Linked DNA regions of Homo sapiens: region 2 is linked to region 1. A link is a contact called in ENCODE Hi-C or POLR2A ChIA-PET data. All regions are on one chromosome and are shown on one strand. Each heading gives the region's core, a stretch centred on a gene start or an enhancer-like site at or near the end of the contact. The rest is flanking DNA. Distances are from core to core; before and after follow the strand shown.

Evidence for each region. A loop is a pair of places that touch in the nucleus more often than their neighbours do. ChIA-PET counts read pairs that join two places held with the same protein, here RNA polymerase II (POLR2A). Pooled maps may share reads with other maps.
Region 2: a loop to region 1 is called in a pooled map, with 9 times the contacts of the local background. The contact joins the promoter of KLHL21 here to the promoter of TMEM52 in region 1. A Hi-C loop is called at or near these places in 1 of 168 maps with a recorded cell type or tissue (gastrocnemius medialis) and 7 of 50 pooled maps. POLR2A ChIA-PET finds 5 or more read pairs at or near these places in 1 of 52 experiments (endothelial cell of umbilical vein).

Annotation. Positions count from the first base shown.
Region 1 is chr1:1,917,459-1,921,964 of GRCh38, forward strand. TMEM52 (transmembrane protein 52) reads right to left here and starts at 1,821. Exons shown (of 5, transcript NM_178545.4): 1 at 1,724-1,821; 2 at 1,587-1,630; 3 at 1,435-1,476; 4 at 795-973; 5 at 133-704. The coding sequence starts at 1,807. The coding sequence ends at 424. CFAP74 (cilia and flagella associated protein 74) reads right to left here. Exons shown (of 39, transcript NM_001304360.2): 39 at 4,499-4,506. RefSeq lists enhancers at 1,138-1,939, 1,999-2,592, 2,593-3,185 and a silencer at 1,418-2,057.
Region 2 is chr1:6,600,099-6,605,111 of GRCh38, forward strand. It overlaps KLHL21 (kelch like family member 21), which reads right to left and starts at 2,771. Exons shown (of 4, transcript NM_014851.4): 1 at 1,699-2,771. The coding sequence starts at 2,719. LOC107984913 (a long non-coding RNA gene) reads right to left here. Exons shown (of 2, transcript XR_001737882.3): 2 at 3,349-4,549. RefSeq lists enhancers at 1-31, 1,287-1,426, 3,267-3,356, 3,377-3,536, 3,577-3,726 and 1 more and silencers at 1,767-1,846, 2,027-2,186, 2,787-3,176, 4,141-4,489.

The DNA of each region.
Region 1 (4,506 bases), core at 571-3,070:
CCAGCCTGAAACCTGGACTGGGTACAGGCCGGGGACCACACGCTCGCCCTTCCTGCTTGCACTGGGGGTTGGCTGCCCAAGGGTTCCTCCCAGAGCCCTGGAGTCCCAGAGTCCTTCCCACATAGGCAGAGACCACTTAAATACAAACTTTATTCTCTCTCCAAGAAGATGCAGACGTCACAGGTGGCCCTGAGCTCCCACCCGAGGCTTAGGCCCAAGGGGCCTCTTCCAGGCTGAGGGCCTGCTGGGGCTGGGCCAGGGGCTGAGGCTGAAAGCAGCAGCCTGCCTAGTGGGTGACGCCAGGGGCCGGTGTAACATGGCACCGAGGTTGGGGCCACAGCAATGTGTGGGACGGTGGGGTGGGCTGGGGCCCTTGGCTCCAAGCATTAGTTCTCCAAGCTCTGGTCCGTTCTCCTACCTCCTTCAAGGGGCACCAGGGCTACAAGGTGGTAGTTGAGTATTGGGGCCCGACTCCTGGGGCACTGGAGTGGTCTCTAGGCCCGAGGCCCCAAGGAGAGGGCTGGGTTTCTGGGAGAGTGCTGGTCCTTCCTCTCTGGGCTTGGCCATCTTGACAGCTTCATCGTAGGAGGGTGGAGGCTCCGGGGTGTACAGGCTGTAGGCAGGAGGAGCCATGGAGTCCAGGTCCAGCTCCCCAAAGGGCAGGGGCAACCGCATGCCCAGTGGGTACTGCACGGAGCTGTAGGCTGCAGGGAACCAGAGTGGGTTCGTGGAGGCGGGCTTGGCATTTACCCCCGCCATCTCCACCCTCAACTGGCGGGCCCCTAGGCACTCACAGGTCACAGTGCTGTGTACAGGGCTGTCACTGTCCATAGGGATGACTGCCACGTCGCAGGGCTGCCGTGCTGGTGGCAGATGTGGCTGGGCCTGTGCCTGCTTCCGGAGGCAGCAGAACCGGACACAACCAGCTGTGACACCACACAGCAGAAGCAGGAGGACCGCCAGCAGGATGAGCCTAGGAGAGCAAGGCTCTACCACTGGACTGACCCTCGGCCACCGGGCACCTGCACCCTGGGGAATGTCGTGGCACAACCACCGAAGACAGGTTAACAGGATAAAAAGCAGACAATGTCTCTCCATGTCGGAGACCGCCGTGGCCAGAGCCTGGCCTCGGGCTGCTGGGCCTGCCCTGGCTATCTCTCCTGGGCTGGCCAGGGGTGGCCTTGGGCTCACTCCCAGGACTCGCTGTCCTCAGCGAGTGCCCCACTGCTGAGCGGGATCGTAGGGGACTCCCGCGGAGGCCAGGCGGGAGAGGTGGGAGGGAAGGTCCTGCTTGCTCCAGGTCAGTTCCCGCCAGCGGCCGGGACTGGGCGACAGCGGAGGCGGCCTGGTGAGGTAAGGGCCTGGCGGGCCTGGCCCCGGTGACCCCCGCCCCAGAACCGTCGGACGCACGGCTCCGCCGCGGCCTCCACTTACCCCACGTGCCACAGGCTGCTCCAGCGGGCCTGGGGCGGGCACCTGTGGGGACGGCGGCACCTGGAGCAGGCGGGGCATGGGACGGCCGACCTCGCCACCCGTGCCTCCCCATAGGGCGGGGCCAGGCCCCGGCTCCCTCCCCCCCGACTTACTGGTCCGAGGGGTCGCAGCTGCCGTCCGCGAAGCCCAGCGCCACCTGTGGGGACAAGGGTGAGCCCGGGAGGGGCGTGGTCCGAGCAGGGACCCGCCCCGCGGTGGCCGAACCGAGAGAGAACGCCGCCCGACCCACCTGCGGCAGCGGCAGGAGCGGCAGGAGCGGCAGGAGCGGCAGCAGCAGCCGCAGTCCGCGGGCGGCCAGCGGCCCCCGGGCCATGCTCTGAGGAGGTTGGAGCAAAGCCCGGCGGCGCGGCTTTATGGGGCCCCGCCCACCACAGGACACACCCACCACATGACACGCCCACAGAACGCCCGCTCAGAGTAAACCCCGCCCACCGGGCCCCGCTGGCCGCAGGCCCCGCCCACAGGCGCACACGCCTACTGGACGCCCCACGCAGGGTAAACCCCGCCCTCCGGGCACCGCCCAGAGCAAACCGCGTTCGTCGCAGGCCTCGCCCACAGGACGCCTCACGCAGCATAAACCCCGCCCACTGGGCCCCGCCCAGTGCAAGCCTTGTTCGCCGCAGGCCCCGCCCACAGGAGCCCTCGCCCACGAGACGCCCCCATTCGCTGGGCCTCCACTCAATGCAAACCCCGCCCACTGGCCCCATGCCCAACGTAAGCCTCGCCCACCATACCCCGCTCAGCGCAATCCCCTCCCACTGGGCCACGCCCAACGTGTTCAGAGGGCTTGTCCGCCACAAGCCCTACCCCGCAGCTCCACCTGGCCCAGACTCGTGAGGCGACGGTGGGTCTCGTCCTCAGCCCGGGCACGGCGCCTTAACCTCGGCCGAGCGTGGCCTGCTCTGCTGCTGGTCTGGGCGTGGCCCGGGGACCCTCGGGAGCTGGCCTGGAAAGTCGTGGCTGCCTTGGGTGTGGTCCCTCGGGTCCAGTCTCGCAGGCGGGCTCCAGGTGGACTGTAGGGTAACGCCACCAAGATGCTGGGCATCCCGAACTTGGTGTTTGGACACTTGATTGTGGACCTGCGCTGCAGGCGCTGTCTGGGGGCTGGCCCAGGGGGCTGGAGCCTGGCCCTGGCTCTGGGCTGTTGAGGCGCTGGGTGCAGACCACTTTCCCAAAGCACTTGGCCTTGGGGGCCATGCCCCACCTGGGGAATGTGACCTCCATTCCCGAGGGCCACAGGGAGCCCAGTGCCCTTCCCTCAGCCTGCAATGTCTGCTGCTCCCTGTGCAGGGGCAGGCCTGGGGCCATTTCTTCCAGGGGGACCCCAGACCCTTATCCCTCTGCCACCAGGCCAGGGGCCCTGTTAGGCTCTTGGTGCCCTCTGCTCCCCGTGGGACCAACAGCACACCGTCTCTCTGGTGGTCAGGCTAAGGGAGGTGGTCAGCACAGCAAGGGGCAGGGTCCATCTTACTGCAGGAGGGGCATGCACCCCTTGCTCAGAACTGTTCCACATGTGGGCGCTGCTCAGTGTCCCCCACCCCTACCACAAGGGCAGTGACCCTGGAGGGCAGGGCCTCCTCTGCGTGGCTCTTCTGCCCATACCTGCCCCTTCACTGCATCACTCCTTCCACTGTTGGGCTCTGCCTGAAGTTGCCTTTCACCTCCCAAGGCCTGTGCCACGGTCCTCAAGGGCCCTTCCTGCCTGCCCAGCTCCCCCAGCCCCTGGCCCTTCTTCCTGCCACATTGACTGCACTGGTCGTGGAGGCCCAGCACGGGAGTGGGAATGGGAGTGCATGTGCACAGCACAGCCTGAGGCCACAGCCCCGAGTTCCGGAAGGTGTGGGCACGGCCCCCACGCAGGAGCTGGGCGGGCCTCGCCACTCAGTACCAGAGGCCTGCCAGCAGGAGAGTCGGGTCAGGGTTTAGAAGAGAGGGGCCTATTCAGGAAACATTGCCATCCAGTAGCACCTCCTCCTGCGGCCGGGGCCTGGCCTGGACCTGGCGGAACCTGCCTTCCCCTCCCATCTGGTGTGGCGCAAGCTTGAGCCATGGTGGGTCGGCCGCAGGAAGGGCAGCAAGGGACCCATTGGACAGAAATCCTGCAAAACGCCACTGCGGGGTCAATGTCACTGGCTTGAAGTTTGGGGCAATGGCAAGTTCCTAGGCACTGTGGGCCCTGGGGGGCTGGGGGTGAGGGCAGGCAGCTCAAGACCGGCGTCCCTGAGGCCTGTGCCCAGGAAAGCTCCCAGAAGCACCATCTGCTCCCCCGACCCGGCCAGGGAAGGCTGCGTACAGTCTGCTGGTGGCTGCTGGTTGGGGTGGCACAGTGGGTGTGCTGCACTGACAGGAGGGCCAGGCTGGGTGGGCTCTGTGGGGACAGCGTCCAACAAGCCAGACTCCAGAGGGCAGGGTTGGGGTGCAGGCACCACTCTGAGCTTCAGGAGCATCTCACGGGCTGCGAGGGGTCTTCTCTGTTGAAGGGTGGGTCAGAGCCCAGAAAGCCGAGCCCAGACTTATCTCAGACAAATAGAGACTTCAGTGCAGGAGCTGGGCCTCACCTGGCCCCTGCTGGGTGGAGGGGAGGGCATGAGTAGGCTGGGGGGTCCCCACCGTCTGCTCACCTTTGCTTGGGGTCATCCGGGGTCCTGGAACTTGGGAAAAGTCTGGAGGTTCCCGGGGCCTGCCCTGGGCTTTGCAGCCCTGCCCTCCCCACCACCCAGGCCCCTCGGTTCTGGGTCAGCCTCAGCTCTAGCTGTACCCCGGCCCTCTGGGCTGCCTGCTGCTGCTCAGGGTGCCAGGCTTGGGGGCTCTCCTTGAATTTGGGTCAGGGTGGCCTCCCCACAGGTGTCCTGCAGGATGGCCCCACTCTAGGAGGCCCTTGCCAGGCAAAGCGGGTGTCATGGCTGTGAGGGGAGGGGCTGCTTCCCCAGGGCTCTGTCCCCACCTCCCATTCTGTGCTCACCCCAGGGAATAACCTGCTGTCACCCACACTGCAGGCTGCATGTGTTGGCC
Region 2 (5,013 bases), core at 1,521-4,020, 4.7 Mb after region 1:
GCAGCGGCATGATCTCAGCTTACTGCAACCTCCACCTCCTGGGCTCAAGCAATCCTCCCACCTCAGCCTCCTGAGTGGCTGGGACAACAGGCACATGCCGCCACACCCAGCTAATTTTTGTATTTTTTGTACAGACGGGGTTTCGCCATGTTGTCCAGGCTGGTCTCGAACTCCTGAGCTGAAGTGATCCACCCACCTTGATATCCCAAAGTGCTGGGATTACAAAGAGCCACTGCACCCGGCCCGTATTTTCAATTTCAATAAAAAGCTAAGAATAAAAAGTGGTACTGGCTGTAATCGTAAATTACACCAGGTCTATTAGAAACCCCAGGACATGAAGGGACCCCAAGCATCCTGGGGGCTGTACCCCTTGGCCTCCCAGGCTGGCGCCACAGGACAGAGCGGACAAGACATTCTGTTTCACAGCCCTGAGCTCTAAAGGGAGAAAAGCAAGTTCTTGTTCTTAGGAAGTGAGCTCTGCCGGCCTCCTCCCTTCCATGGAGCTGTGTGAAAGGCAGCTGAAAGGAATGAACCAGCCACCTGCCTAAACCCAAGGGATTAACTGCTCTGCTGGGACATTTATGGAAGGGTGTGCAGAAAGCTGGGGCCAGTGTGGCCAGTTCTGGGAAGAAATTATCTGCTCAAAGCCACTGGTCAGACTTTCAGAAGAGGGGAGGGACACGGTCCCCAATCAACTTGGGGACAACCTTGGATTGGAAAGAGGCACAGATTCTGGCAGAACCCAGCAGAGGCTGGACTCAGAGCAGCAGGCTAAGGAAGCTGTGGCAACAGAATCCAGCAACTGTCCCACCTGACACCTCAGAGCCCCACTGGAACTCGGAGCACGTCCCAGAGTGGGCTCTCTCGCGAACATGCAAGGCTGGGCACAGCAGCTGTGACATCCCAGTCCCCACCTCCTTGCCTGATAACCGCCTCACACGCCTGCCTGGTGGGTTCTTTCCTTATATAGCAGTCACAGAGACCGCCCTTCCTCACCCCGACAAAGGAGGTAGCCTCGTGTTTGAACTGGGATTTATCTTTAATAAAAACCGTAGAAGCCCAAACTCAGGCGGACTGGGACCCGCCTACCATGACTCGGCAGTGTTTTGGGGTTTGGGCCAAGTAACTGGAAGAAAACCTCTTAACATGTGACCATGTTTACAGGCTCCGGGGAGTTCAGCCTAAACACCATGTGACCAGAGCACAGAGCCTAGGTGCAAGCCCAAGGGAACCTTGTCACCGGGTGACAAAGAGTGAGTCAGGGGGCCCGGTGTGGCTCAGCAGGGAGGGAGAAATTCCCCGGCTTGTGGGGAACAGATGCCTCACCGGGCGTCGGCCTCCTGCCCGTCCCTGGATTCCTTAAGGAGAAAAAGAAAGCACCCATTGTGCGGGGTGAATGCCCCAGTATCTTCCAACCAAGTGGGGAGGCACCTCCTGGGCACGGAGTTGGCTCAGCCTGGCAGCCCCGGCCGCACGGGGCACAGAGACCCACAAGCAGCTACTTGTCCCGGCTCACACAAGGGGCCCTTCTTCAAGGTTAAAAGTATCGCCCAGAGACATGTAGTCACCAGAGCCCCAGCTTGGACTCAGGTGCGCCCCTAGGATTCCAGGCTCTGTGCGCTTCCCCCGCGAATAGCTGGGCTCCCGTACCGGCGAGGTTCAACCCCAGAGAGCCTGCCCAGCCCCTGGCCCACTCACCCGTCACGTAGATGTCATTGCCCAGCGCCACGATGCTGTAGCCTCCGCCCAGGTGGTCTGGGAACTCGGCCAGGTAGCGCCACTGACCCGTCTGCGGGTTGTAGCAGTCGACAGTGACCAGCTCGTCACAGTCCTGGTCGCAGCCGCCCACGAGCACGAGGATCTCGGCGAGACCGGTGGACGGGCGAGGACGCATTCGGGGACAGGGCCCGCGGTCGTGGCGGTCGTAGCGCGCCGCCTGGAAGTCGCGCGCCTCGCGCAGCAGGCGCAGGCAGGGTGGGCAGCGCGCCACCAGCGGCTCGGCCTCGACGTGCGCCAACAGGTAGAAGCGGCGCACGAAGGGCAGGCGCACGGCCTCCAGCAGCTGCGGCCAGTGCGCGGCGCGGCGCGGCGGGTCAGCGCGGACCCAGCGCAGCGCCAGCTGGTAGGCGGCCTCCTCCTTGGGCACACACAGCCCGTCGTCCCGCAGGTAGCGCAGCAGGCGCGCCAGTGGCAGCCGCTCCAGCTGCTCGGCGCCCAGCTCGCCCACGTGGCGCAGAATGAACCGCTGCGCCGCGCTCGCCAGTCCCGAGCAGCTGAAGGCCTCAGCGAAGTCCTGCATGTCCAGGCAGTTGGCCAGGTCGAGCTGCTGCTGCAGGAAGGCCCCGCACGCCTCCTTCACGGCCGGGAACTGCAGCAGGTCGGCGGCGCGCAGCAGCGGCTCAGCGTTGTCGCCGCTTACCGCCACGCGGCCCGTGTAGCTGAAGTCCAGCAGCAGCTGCAGCATGTCGGGAGGCACTCCGTGCAGGCGCACCCGCTCGGCGCGGCTCTCGCGCAGCTGCCCCGCGAACATGGCGCGGAAGTAGGGGCTGGCGGCGGCCAGCACCGCACGGTGCGCCGGGAAGTCGCGCCCGCCCGCCGCCTCCAGGGTCACGTCCAGGAACTTGCGCTCGGCGCGCAGCTGGCTCAGGCCGCGCAGCAGGCTCAGGGCGTGCGCGGGGTCCGAGAAGGGAAGCACGGCCAGGGGCGCCGGTCGCTCCATGGCGCCTTCGATAGGTTGTCGAGGACGCCGCGGCCGGGGCCTGCGGAGAGACGCGGCGCGCTAGGCACCGCTGCTATAAATAGGGCGGGGCGCCGCGGCTCTCGAGGGGCGGGATGGGCGGGGAGACGTCTGCACCGCCCCCTTAACCCCTCTGTGCCGGGCGCCACCGCCCCCCGCGAGCGCGGGCTCGCCTGTCCCCCGCGCGGCGCCCGCCCCCGGCTCCGCAGGCTGAGTCACCGCTGTCCGCGGCCGGCTCCCTCCCTCCGCCCTTCTGCGTCTCCCCGCTGACGCCCGGGCCGGGGACAGCGAGTGACAAGTGCCAGGTCCGAGGGCGGCCTCGCCGCGCGCCGGGACCGGGGGCCTCCCGGGGTTGCCCACGACCCACCCGGCCCGGCTGCTGAACCCAACCCGGGAGAGGCGAGCTCGGCCCTGAAACCAAAGCCACCCCTCCTTTCACGCCAGACTTCCCAAGGGCGCCGGCCCAGGTCCCGGGGCGGCTGGGTACAATGGCTTTTTGTTTTGCTTTTGAGTTCCACTAGTTTCAAGGGTTGCTAGTTAACCCCATCACGGGACACACTCAAAGGATAGGCTTTTTACCATTCTGGACCAAAGCAAGAACGCGTATAAAGTTTTTCGGTGACGTTTTTTTCTTGGCGCATTTATAAGCGACCCGGGGCCGGATTCCAGGAGTCGGCCCCACTCCTGTGTTCCTGAAGGAGCTTCTGACTCAATCACACAGGCGTTAACTTTAGTCGGCTTCACGCGCAGTTGTAGTTTCCGAGTCTGCGTCGCAGCTGCAGGCTCCGGGGCTGCCCGCCCTAGGGGCTCCCGGGCCTCCCTGAAGCAGCTGCTCGGACTCCACGAGAGGGTAACTGGGTATAAAGAGCGAGGGCTCAAAGTCAGATAGGAGACCGCCTTGAAACTAGATGACGCCACTAAGCACAGTCCCGCCGTCACTTGTACTGCGGTGGGGAATGGTGAAAGAAGGAATCGCCCTTATTTTAGTTCCGATAGACACAGCACCACTTTGAATGTCACTTGTAGGGGAAAAAGAGCCCTCCCTTGGAGGCCATTTTTTCCTCAGTGGAAGGTAGGCTTTGCTCAGTTTTAGAAAAGACCCCTATTTCACCACCAGGACTGCTGCTTTGCAGAGAACACTTGGGTTTGTGCTGTTTTCCAGCCCCCCTACACCGGTGGGCCTTTGAGAACGCATTCCTGAGGAAGGCGCCCGCCCACGTGGGTCCCAGAGCAGGCCACGCGCATGGGAGCTGGCTATCATTTCCTGGTTCCAGCGAGGTCTAGGGCCGCGTAGCGTTTCCAGAAGACATTTTGTTTTTATTCCACCTCTGAAATGAGAACCGCAGGCTTTCTCTTCTACTTAAGAGTTTCACGTCATTTTGCCATAAGAATGCATCTGGTCTGAATTTCAGGGTGAGCATGGGCAGCACAGGCCCAAATCAGAAAACATTCAGGTACCCAGGCGGGCCGCCTGTTGCCCATAGAAGGACTGTTCACACAGCTATTCAAGGCAGCGGCAGCATTCCTGGGCCCAGGAGCAGGGCCAATAGCTTCCTTGCACAGGCTTTGTGACAAGAAAGGCTGAGTAGCCAGGAAGTGGAATGTTTGTAGGGAAAAGAACTCCCGTCCCCTGGGTCAGCTTACCCATCTTGCGTAAGTCCAGTGATTAAATCAATAATGTTTCCATAGTTGAGGATTGAGTACGGTTTTTCTGTATTCCCAATAACAGGGATTTTTAAACATCATATTTCAGTCTTACTATGTAGCCTTGAAGAATAATGATGTATTTATTGAAATGGAAAGATGTTTGAGCTATAAAGCGAAAAATCAGATTACTCATTGTATGACCCAAATTGATTTATATGTATTCATATGCCTAAAAAAATTTATTAAGTTAACATTTTCGGCCAGGCGCCGTGGCTCACGCCTGTAATCCCAGCACTTTGGGAGGCCGAGGTGGGTGGATCACCTGAGGTAGCGAGTTCGAGACCAGCCTGGCCAATATGGCGAAACCCTGTCTCTACTAAAAATAAAACAATTATAATTAGCTGGGTGCTGTGGCGCACGCCTGTAATCCCAGCTACGCGGAGGCTGAGGCTGGGGCAAGATTTCTTGAGGCCAGGAGTTTGAGACCAGCCTGGGCAACATAGTGGGACCCAATATTTTGTCTCAACAAAAAGTTTTCAAATTGGCCAGGCGTGGTGGCATGCACCTTTAGTCTCAGCTACTTGGGAGGCTGAAGTGGGAAGATCACATAAGCCCAGATGACAGTGAGC